Regions from separate parts of the Mus musculus genome. Here region 2 is linked to region 1. Evidence: chromatin loops called from intact Hi-C (ENCODE). Cell type or tissue: heart. All regions are shown on one strand. Each heading gives the region's core, and the rest is flanking DNA. Links, peaks and the distances in the headings are about the cores only.

The links. Peaks named below come from ENCODE experiments on the same cell type or tissue, not always from the same donor. Only the 100,000 strongest peaks of a DNase experiment are listed, where the experiment ranks them.
Region 2: it touches region 1 in a loop (6-fold over the local background); 16 of 42 quality-filtered maps call a loop at or near these places.

Annotation. Positions count from the first base shown.
Region 1 is chr13:54,245,502-54,251,131 of GRCm38, forward strand. No RefSeq gene overlaps it. Among named protein-coding and RNA genes, the nearest start is that of Gm16578, 25 kb to the left of the region's middle. In heart, for the core only: a CTCF peak has its summit at 2,253 (motif pointing right); a DNase peak (open chromatin) is centred at 2,240; H3K27ac peaks cover 573 bases; H3K27me3 peaks cover 923 bases.
Region 2 is chr13:54,317,743-54,323,372 of GRCm38, forward strand. The region is part of intron 2 of LOC115488208 (a long non-coding RNA gene); the gene reads right to left. It also overlaps a transcript of Cplx2 not described here. Among named protein-coding and RNA genes, the nearest start is that of Gm52068, 14 kb to the right of the region's middle. In heart, for the core only: CTCF peaks have their summits at 2,671 (motif pointing left) and 2,872; no DNase peak of the experiment used is centred there.

The DNA.
Region 1 (5,630 bases), core at 1,055-3,554:
ATCTTTATGGTTCTATTAACTAGAGACACAGAAGGGTTTTCCATGTTCCTGGGAATAAAATAAAATGGCAGAGAGGTCTTTTCTTCTCTATAGCCTTTGTCTCAGTCAACACACACCTAGGTGATTCATGGAGACTGTGAGGGTATTTGCTCAAGGTACCAGAGAGAGTGGGGAGTGGGAGAGCAGGACACTAGAGAGCAGGAAGGACCTTAATAGAGGGTATCACACAACAAGAGCGAGCAAGTCTCTCAGCTCAGCCCATCTCTCCTCAGAAAGCTGTAATAAGGACAGAGAGGCCTACCCTCCTGTCCGCCCTCCTACCCATCTTCCTGCCCATCCTCTTGCCCACCCTCCTATCCACTCTCCTGCCCAACTTCCTGTCCACCCTTCTGCCCACCCTCCTGCCCACCTTCCTGTCCACTCTCCTGCCTACCTTCCTGTCCACCCTCCTGCCCACCTTCTTCTCCACCCTCCTGCCCACCTTCCTGCCCACCCTCCTGCCTACCCTCTTGCCCATTCTCCTGCCCACCCTCCTACCCACCCTCCTGCCCACCCTCCTGTTTCACTCAACCATGTTTGCCCCCCAAGTTCCCAGCCTCCAAATACCGTTGACCCATGATCTTGGAGATTAAACCTTCTGACACATAAACCCTGGTGACAAATATCATAGAAACCTTTGTCATGTTCAAATGATCCAAAGCAAGGATCACCACACCATCCTGCACTCAGAGAGCTAGTTATACCAGGACACAAACACCAGAAGTATGGGCTGTTGGAGAGCCTGCCTACCTGCACTGGCTCAGCTCATGACTTCCGGTTATGGGGGTGGTTAGGATGTTGCTTTTCCAAGCTCTACAAAACTTAAGCTCAGAATCGCCCTTTGCTAAGAAGCCTGTGAGGCTCCTGTTCACCACACCTCAGGTCCCATCTTCGAGGACTCAGAAGAATCCCCGTACCTCCTACTGTGCCAAGCCCAAGGCTGTGCTCTCTGAGCTGCTCCCAAGAGTTGAGTGCTCCCCAGAGCACTACCCAGCATCCTGGACAGATAAGTAAAGCCCAATTCAAAGGGAGCTTCCGTGAAGGACAGAAATTACCACCTCCAGTTCCAATTACCAGCTGAGCTAATTGCAAAAGTAATTGCAATTGAAGGGTCTAATTATGAGGCTGGGCCAGAGAAGCATTTCCTCCCTTCCGCCTCTGAGTACCCGCCCGCTCCCTCCTAGGGGGCTCAGACAGGGTGGAAACCCCATCCTGAGAGAATGGGGGCCTAGCCTGTGCCCCAGGGGCCAGACTAGTAAAGCAAAGCCAGATTTCTTCCTACCCCCATAAGGAGTTTCCACCCATGAGGGGGGCCTCTTCCGTTGTCTTGTACCACCTAGCCCATTACTGGGCCACTGAGAGCCAGGAATTATGAGCACCAAGTTCTTCAATGTCAATACCCATACCTGGGTATTTCTTACCCTGTCCTTCCCTGTGGACACTGTGTGTTGTCATTGTTGGAACCCTGTCAGAATGGCCCCTCCAACTGCCTTGGGGACTGGGATCGAATGGCTCATCTGGTCCAGGATACCCAACCTCGCCCTTGGATACCCCCAAGCTCAGCTCACAGACAACCCAGAGGAGGTGTTCATAAATAAGCAGGGCACACGAGGGTCAGCTAAGGGGGTCTAGAGTCAGCAGACCTTCCTACCCAACTATAGCTCCAACCAGCAACTCCTCTCAGGAGGCTCTGCCCCTTAAGAGATCTTCTTGAGCTGCCAGTCTTGTTGCCTTGTAGAGATTCAGGGCCAAGGAAAGGCCTGGGCTCACCTGATAACAGGATTAGGGACTGTCTGTCCATAGTGCCATGGACTGGGGGACCAAGCCTTTAAACATGGGGACCTTCTATATCCAAACTACAGCATTTTCCCATTTATCTAGGGCTCCCATCATGCCCAGGACTGTGGACATCTATCTGTGGGTCTAATCATCCTTTGAGGCTGGAGCAAAGGCTGTGCCCATCCTTCATCATTTCAGCAGGGAAAATTCAGGTGTCTCAGTTGACAGTTGTAAATTAATTAGTAACAAGTGTATATACCGTGAGTAAACAAGACCTGCAACAGCTACAGTGTGTCTCGGCATGCTGAAACAGTCATTTCTCCAGAAACTAGAAGCCATGCCACTAGGCTAGGCTCCAACACACCCACGGCTACCAGCTTGAAAGTCCCAGCCAAACTGCCAGCACCCAGAGCATCAGGGCATGAGCATCCACCAGGGGGCAGAGCAGGACCATAATACCCATTTGGCTAGAGCTGGCACCACCTAAACAAGGCAGAACCACCCCAGGTGAGGGTTACAGAGTCTTAGCTACTAGGTTAGACAGAAGGAGACCAAGGCTAAGGAGACAGGCAGAGGCAGCATCAAGTCATCCTATCTACGCTGTGGGAGTTTTAAGTAAATTCTTTCCACCTGGAGTCATGGCTTCCCTAACGTGTGTGTAAGATTGTTTTTAATGTCCTTAAGAGTTTCTTGGAGACATTCATCTGCCAAACACAAGTTAGTAATGGGCTAAATCACTGTTCAATTTCTAAAAGATGCCGCGTTAATCTGACTTCGGCTTGGGAGAGGGGGAAACACCAATCCCAAAGCTCTGTTAGGAAAAGTGTTGATTAATTGACTGTTAACAATGATCTGAGCTACAACCAGAAAAAGACAACCCAGGCCATTTCTCAATCTTATATTGAAGAGAGATGAGAGGATAGTTGAGCAAGGCTTCTGAGTGCCAACTGAATTAGCCGTTAGGGGTTTCTCACCTAACAAGAGTGGAGTGCCGGCTGAGGGGTCTGCACCATTTCGTCTCTCCGCCGCCTCTCAGCAGCCCCGGGACTGTGGGGCCAGCACAGTCTATGTGTGTCCTGCGCTATGGTGCTTAGAGGAAGGCTTTGAGAAATACTGACCGTTCCACTGTCTGCCTCAGCTTCGGTCTGCATCATCAGGAAACGCTGACTGCAAGCTCTGAACACTGACTTGAGTAAAGTTAATCTATCAGGAAGCTGAGAGGAAACAAGGGGAGCCTAGAGGGTTGGATTCAGCAAGTCTGAAGCAGCCTGGGGTCGGAGGGAGGGGGTCAGGGCGCTTCTTCTCTCAGGGTAATCGCTTTGCCTCTGTGATGGACGATCTGTGATCAGCCGTGAATCTAAATGTCTGGTGTCTGCTCACACGCAACCTCGGCGGGCTAGCTTGGAGAATGCCACTCATAATGAAGAAAGAATAGGTCCTCCAGGGAGTAGGGCAAAGGATCTGAGGAACCCAGGGCCAGCCAAGGTTCATGTCACAAGCTAAATCAGCGAGTCTGCGCTGGGAATCAAGCCCCCAACACACACACACACACACACACACACACACACACATGCTTTCTGGTCCCTGAGTCTGACTCTGTATCACCAAACATGGAAAGGTGGGCCTGGGGAAGGAACAGGCAGTGTCCTTTCTTGGGGATGAGCAGAGTTCAATGAGAGGCTTGTGGAAGACCAAGTAGACTGAGTGAATGCATGGGAGGTATCGGGAGAGACAGAGCCCTCTGTGCAGAAATATGAGCCTCAGCTGTTGCTAGTCCCAGCGCTGACAACTATTTCCTGAGTGAACACTGCCAAGCCCTGGGAGTCTCCAAGTCCAGCTGTATCATCAGTAAAGATTTTCCTGGACAAGCTCACGTGCCCTCAGGCAGCTCTCTGGCCAGCAGTGCTTCCCTTACCAAGAACAGGAATGTAGCTTCCGTGGTGACAACACTCAGCTATCCTGAGCACACTCACACATGTACACACTTTCTCTAATTGCCAGGCTCTGGTGCAACAGGGGCCCTAGGCACTGCTGGTCATTAAATGGCAAGTTCCCAGAACCAGGGGAGCTGGCTTCCCAGGAGTTGATTCCCCCATTCACTAGCTGTGTGGTCCTGGGAAAGTGGTGGATGTTAAAGCTCAGAGGAATCTGCGTCCCTCGGGTCCAGCTCTCCACCGGCAGCAGACCCAGGCCACAGATTCCAGGATGAGACATCTGGAGAGAAGGTGACTCAGTGCAGCCCAATCCTGCCACTGGAGACTCAGCCAACATGTGGGTCCAGAGTTCTATTTATATCCAAAGGTGGTATTTACCAAAATCATATGTTGGTACAGAAAGAGCTTTTATGAAATTAGACCTGGGGAATATATGGGTATTCAAGCCCTATAGAAATCTCTGATATCCCCACAGACGAATTAAAAAAAAAAATTAGCCCAGAGAGGGTTTTTTGTTTTTGTTTTTGTTTTTTTTAATGACGTTCCTCCCTTTCTGCCCATATCTTGAACAGTCCTTCCCTGGGTTCAGGATGTTTTTAGACTAGCACACTATAGAGAGCACAGCACAGCACAAAGAGGTACCCAAGAGCTTTCGGGATTCACACCTCCCCAGGGGCATAGCCCCCCATCTTCCAAACTACTCTAAGAGACAGGCCATTAACTGTTCTGCAACCACACAGTGTGAGTCCCAGCTTCCCTACCTGGGATCTCCATGCCCTTTCCTCCCACTGCCCATCCCCTGGGCCAGTCCCACGTGATTTAGGTTTGTTGTTATGGCAACATTTTCACTCCCGGATGCTGTTTGCATTAATTATAGTAATGCAAGATGTGGGGATACGTGGATCCCAAGTGTTCAAAGCACTAGAACATGGCTCCTTCTTCACACGACGGTCTGTGGGCCCTGCGATCCTGATCAATGAAAGACCTCTTCACTAGGATCCTGTCAGGCCTCCATCACTGCAGACAGCTCCCCTTGAAGACAAGGGCCCTGTTTCTAACTTGTATGACGGTGGGAGACAGTGAGGAGGGGCAAGGCTCAGCACCGCCTCTTCCATCCACCAGGCCAGAGCTTTGAATGCAGCTGTGGCAGGAACTGGGAGAAGCCAGCCATCAAAAGGGATTCCCAACAATGATCTTTAGGAGCTTCTCCCTGGCCCTCACATCCGTTGTCGGCCATGCATTCATCTGACTTGCCACGTGCTTTGTGCAAGTCTCAAGCCAAATTGACACCAGGCTTGTGCATTTGGCTTCCGGTCACCAGACACCAAAGGAGCACACAACTGACATTCCAGTGTAGTTCACATCTATAGGAAATGTACAAAAGTGTGTGGGGGGGGGACGACTGACAAAGTATCAAAGGGTCATGAGTCAGACTGCCCGGAGGAGGTGGCCCTGAAGCAGAGGCCCGTATGTGAGGAAATGTTTTGATAGAAGATAAGGTCAAAGGTAAATCGCAGGCGTCACCGATGTCAGCTTAGGAGACCATTAGTGGAGAGAGCTTGAGAGATGGTTCTCCCTTTGGCCAATGAGGGGAGAGAGCAGTCTGAAGCAAGGCATCCAGAAAGGAGTGTGTCTGCTACTACAGTGTTTATGCTGCTTCTTCTGCCACCGTAGCAAACGGCCACATGCTTAAGGGTGTAAAAAACCATATAGATGCCGGTTAGGTTCGGGGGGGGAGCAAGTGGGGACCCAAGGAGCTAAGTTATGGTACAAGTCAGGGTGTGCCCCCTGGGAGGCTCCCAGCCTCCAGCATCTCGAGGTTGTCTATATCCTTGCTTCCAGCCATAGTGATAACAGCATCCCTACAACCATCTCAGT
Region 2 (5,630 bases), core at 1,245-3,744, 72 kb after region 1:
TAAAAAGAATGACTGCGGGGTCCCCTAAGAGGGAGCTGGGGTCAGGAAGAGGTAGCCTGAGCGAGCTTAGCATTCTGAAGAATGAGGTACGACCCCAAACGGTTCACATCAGCCCTCAAAGGGTCTTGTATAAACTCAGCTATGTTGATAATAAGCATCAGATGCAAGGTGTGCGGGTCTCTACAAAGTGGGTTCCCAGAAGCTGTTAGATGCCCGTGGGCTCAGTGGGAAGACTAGCTGCCAGGCCCAGCAAGATTAGAAGTCAAAGAAACAGCCATGCTCTGGAAGAGGAGCTGAGACGGCAACTTTGAGGCCTCCTGTGGGATGCATCAGTCACAGCTGAGCTTGGGAGTCACAGTCTCCGGGGAGCCCAGTAGGCCTGGCTGTGTACTCTTGGCCAAGAGAAAGCATGAAAGCTAGACCCGGCAGCATGGCAGCACTTCACACTGAGAAAGAGCTGAGACCAAAGGAAAGAAGGAGGCACTCCAGAAAGCCCAAGCTAGTAGTGGTCCCTTCCGAAGAGCCAAGGAAGCCCCAACAATGAGATTCTCTCTGCCTGACTCTCGAGGACGGTCCCTGGGGTCTCCTTGTGCTCAGTTTGGCTTGGACCATGGTTACCATACCAATCAGGGGTCAGGGCATGGGCTCCTGACCCCCTCAGACTTCCAGAATCTTCTAGATTGGAGCTCTAGGGAAGATAAGGAAGTTGAACCAGTGACTCTTGACCTCACTGCTGAAGGTCCAAGAAGCACATGGCTGAGGAAATCCAAATGGTATGTCCAGTCTCTTGACATTGTCATATTCAAAGCTGGCACTTGAGAACCAGGAAATCAAGTTTTGTTTTGGTTGGGTCTTAGTCATTCTGTTATATTCATTTTAAAGTGAAATGTCAAATCCAGACGTCTACGAGAAACTCGTTCTTAAATATTATCAAATTAACAAAAAACATATTAATATTGTGCTGACTGAACAATATCTACCAGCTGGTTGCTGCTAAATTCACTTGTTTTTCCACTATAACTCAGCTGACATATCACTTCCTGTAGAAAGTCTATGCTCTCCCCTTCCCTCTGCCTTGTCACCCTTCTTTGGACATCCACAGGCCCCATTCACCTCCTGTCACAATAGCGACCCTCTCTGTTCTAAACACTCATTGCTTCTTGTCTGCTTCTCTTGGGCTGCAGGCTCCGAGGGGTCACTGTGCTGGGTTATGCTAGCCTACTATGGTATTGTGGCAGTGACAGAGGAGGGGCTACTTGTGGATGATGGCTAGATTGCACTGTGGTGACCAATAAAGGCTGGTTGTGTGTGGTTTGACAGAGTAGTGGTCATTTCTCCTTCACATGATATCACCTGGGAAACGAGGAGAGTTTCCTTCCAAGTGGCAACTCTGGGAGGCAGACTAGCTTCGCGTCATATGCAGCAGGGGAAGGAGCAGAGAGCCCACCTGTTCCCCTTAAACACCTCAGCCTGGAAGTCATAGCCATTGAGTCTCACCTCAGCCAATGGCCAGAGTAGTCTCATTAGCCTCCTCGCTATTCGAGATGGAGAAATTGGTGAAAGCATATATTCACTGAGCCTGTACAAGGACCATGACCTGCAGACAGTGTCTGGGGCTCCAGAGGTGACCTTAAATTCCCAGAGTGTCTCAGGCAAGGATCCAATATCCTCACATAGCAATGGGTTCCTCATAGTCACGATGTGGAAGCAGCTCTTCATTTGCGTGTTTAATGTAGGGCGTCCTAAAAGGTAGGAAGACCAGGCGAGAACAGTCTTTGCAGTCTATGAGACTGTGCTCTTAAAGGGCCAGTGCACCCTAAGGCCTCCGCTGAGGTCAGTTCTCTTCCACTGCGTCTGGAGGCAGTGAGTCTAGGGTCCCAACAGAAATTCCTAAGTGCTGTCAGCCAGTTCTCATTTGCATATCTCTGCTGAAAGGAATAAGAGCTTCCTACCCCCACCTCCAATATCCTGCTCTCTGTGTAATGAGAGGATCTGGTGTCCCCAGGGAATGAGGTTTAAGGAAAAAGACTCTGCCCCTCCCCCTGACCAATCACCACCTTGGCCTCCAGAAGTTGTTCTTATGAACTAAGTGTGGTAAGGATGGAGGTGATGGATCAAGAGAGGGGCTATGAAGCCATTTGTGCTTCACAAACACACACACACACACACACACACACACACACACACACACAGACCAACAGACAGACAGACAGACAGACAGACAGAGGGTATAAATATGTAAATTAGGGTCATTTATCCTGGAAAATAGAAATTTCTAGAAAGTGTATCACAGGACAGCAAAGAAGGCTCTACCTGAATTAAATAATGGACTCCCTGGTAAGGCAAATAGGAGCCTAAAATAATAATGGTTTTCTAAACTGGATCTAGTCGCACACACCCTTAATCCAACACTCAGGAGGCTAAGGCAGGCAGATCTCTGAATTCAAGGCTATCTTGGCCTACATAGCAAATTCAACATGGGGACATAGAAATGGATCTGTCACTGGTCCTGATGCTGGGGAACTAGCAGGATATCGATCATAACCCACGTGAGAACTGCAGAGATAAATGAAGGTATGTGATAGGGCCATGGGAGCTTGCAAGGGAGCATATGGACCCCCAGGGGAGAAGTACTCAGGAAAGGAGAGGCGAAAGCAGAGGGTGGCGAACAGCCTGGTGTGTGGAAGGCCTACCTACTGCCCCCTGCTGTTTAAGACGTGAATAGCCACAAAGCTGAAACACCCCCCCCCCCCACCCCGTCCCGTCCCGTCCCGTCCCAAGCTAAGATCAAACCATAGATGGAGTTATTTAATCCTTGTTTTTTAGATTATTTTTCAGAAAAAAATCTTGAAATATGACTATGTTAGTCAGCTTCTATCGCTGTCACAAAACACCAAAGATCAGCTCAAAAAGGAAGAAAAAGCTGCAGGGGTGGCTCAGGGATTAAGAGCATATTGCTGCTCTTGTAGAGGACCCAGGTTCAATTCCCAGCACCCACATGGAGGCTCACAACTGCCTGTTACTCCAGTTCTGGGTCGGAGGGATGTGTACAATGCCCTTTTCTGACCTCCGTGTGTACTGCACATATGTGCACACCAAACACGCATACATATAAGCTAAGACGAATTTGTTTTGTAAAATAGGAAAGATTTATTTTAAATCAAGGTTTCCGAAGTTTCGTTCCGTGGGTGATTGGCTCTGTGGCTGTTAGACTTGATGCAGGAGTAACGCCATGGCAGAGTAGACAGAGGAAGAACTGCTTGCCACCGGTCAGCCAGAAAGCAGGGACAGAGGAAATGGACAGACTCTTACAGGATATACCTCGGGAGACTTGTCCTCCAGCTCTAAACCATCAGTGACTTACTCCGCTGGTATAGACAGAGTTCTCATGAGCCTGTTCCCTCTCAAAACCCGGTCTTTAAGCCACGCCTCCTTGGGAACCACGCCTTCCACACAGGAAGCTAGTTCAACTGCTCTCCTGCATTCGCAAAGCGTTCCATGGAGTTCCACACCGGACTGTACCGATACAACCCACTCAAACCAGGAAGGGACGCTACCACAGACAGCCCCATTTCTCCACTTCACAGCCCCTACCTGCCCCACGAAAGGAACCACCGCCTCAACGGCTAACCTCCTAGGAGCACTTGATTTGGTTTCGAATTTCATATCAGTGAAGTCACGCCAAAATTGAACTCAAGCCTCTGACTTCATTCGCTCACTATTAGAGCTAAGATTCTTTCTCATTGCTAGATTATATTCCTCTGCCCTCTTTCATGAAGGGTTCAAGCCCCTGGCGGGACGAGGGCAAGATCCACATTTCGTCTCAGGTGGAGTGGCCTGGGTCTATGGCCAATTCACTCAGCATCACTTAGGCTGTTGGTACATTGCACCCACTTCCTCCGTGAATTCTTGCTCTGCCTTAAGGGTTCAGAATTGTTATCAGCATCTCACAGGTAGGGGTGATTTGCCAATACAGTTGGAGATGGGAATGGAGTCTATGTGTGGGGGCCTTGTGTCCATTTTTATGCCAATCTCAGATGAAAACAGGCAGGCCCAGGAAGAATTAGAAGAGAGAAAGAAGAACAAAGAATGATTCCAAAAACATCATCACCCCTATTTTGCTGGACAGTAATTTTACCTATTTGCTCTCCCTTCTTGGCTCCCCTCACACCGAAAATCCTGGCAGAGATGAGCAGCCCACCCTGGTGTCATGTTGGGTGCCTATCCATTTAGATCAAGTGGATCAAGTCCCGTCTAGGCTACAGTTGTACAACTGAACCTTGGCTTATCCCTTTAGCTCCCTGGGCTCCGGGTTCTTTATCTGCTTTGGTAGTCTTCCTCTGAGCTGTGGTGAGAAGGCTGGTGGGGGATGAGGGGGAGATGGACTTAACACACAAACAAGCAAACAAAAGAAGGTCCAAGCCAGGCAGTGGTGGCCCACGCCTTTAACCCCAGCACTTGGGAGGCAGAGGCAGGCGGATTTCTGAGTTCCAGGCCAGCCTGGTCTACAGAGTGAGTTCCAGGACAGCCAGGGCTACACAGAGAAACACTGTCTCAAAAAAGAAACAAACAAACAAAACGAAAGAAGTGTCCAGCAGTACCCCCTGGGGATTCTTGGCACACAGTCGCTCATGTTCCTCCACAAGTTCTAGGACCGGTGCCCCTCATCCTGCCCAATCCAGTGCTGGGGCTCCCTCATCTCTAAGTAGTGACATTAGAATGCCTTTGCCTTTACAGCCGACAGCCAGCCCCTAGCGGGTTTCCTCTCTGCCAGAGAGCAGGTGTCCCGGGGGTTGGGTTTGCATTCCTCCCTAGGGACCTCCCTGTGTCTGGTCTCCCAGCAGCTGCTGTACTTCAGCTCAGAGCAAGCAATTAGCCCTAGAAGGAAGGGCCTTTTCTCTTCTCAAGGGTTCTCGTCTCACAGCTCGGATGCCTTTATTTTTGGAGCCCTACTCGGTGAAATGCTTCATCAACTCCACCTCCAAGCACATCCAATCCCCGCCCCACCCATCCACCCGTCCTCCCATTCACTAATTTGCCTAGCCATTCTGTGAGCATCTCCAGGTGCCGGGCTAGACACTGAAAGACCCACAGAGTCCCTGCCATTGAGTCTCTCACAGTGGGAGAGACAGACAATAAACAAGCAGATGGACAGAATAAATAGGATTACTTTGGACGGTACTCAGGACCATAGAGGATAAAGACAAAAGCTGCGGTAGACAGGGATTGTCGGTCAGCCATCTGGTTCCAGAGCAGAGGGGGAGAATTTGCAGACCAGCAGCCTGTGAAGGTGGGTCCTTTCCCGAGTTAGAATCCAAACGCAGTTACTGAAAGATAGGGTCACACACACCACAGACTCTCTGGGAAAGGCCCAGGATGCAGCGGTGCCAAGAGATCAGGCTGCTCTGGGCTGGGGCCCTTTCCCACCTTTGGTGGTTGCGTCATCCTTTTACCTGTCTTGCATCTCATGCCCCCAGCGGCAGGAATAGGAACTGCAAGAACTCTTGTTACACTGACTTCTCCACACCCATCCTTTAGGATTATTCTTCCCGGTTCTACAAGATTCTAGGCAAACTGGATCTTTTCCAGATGGTACTCCCACAAAATAGGATGAAGAACTTTCCAAGAAC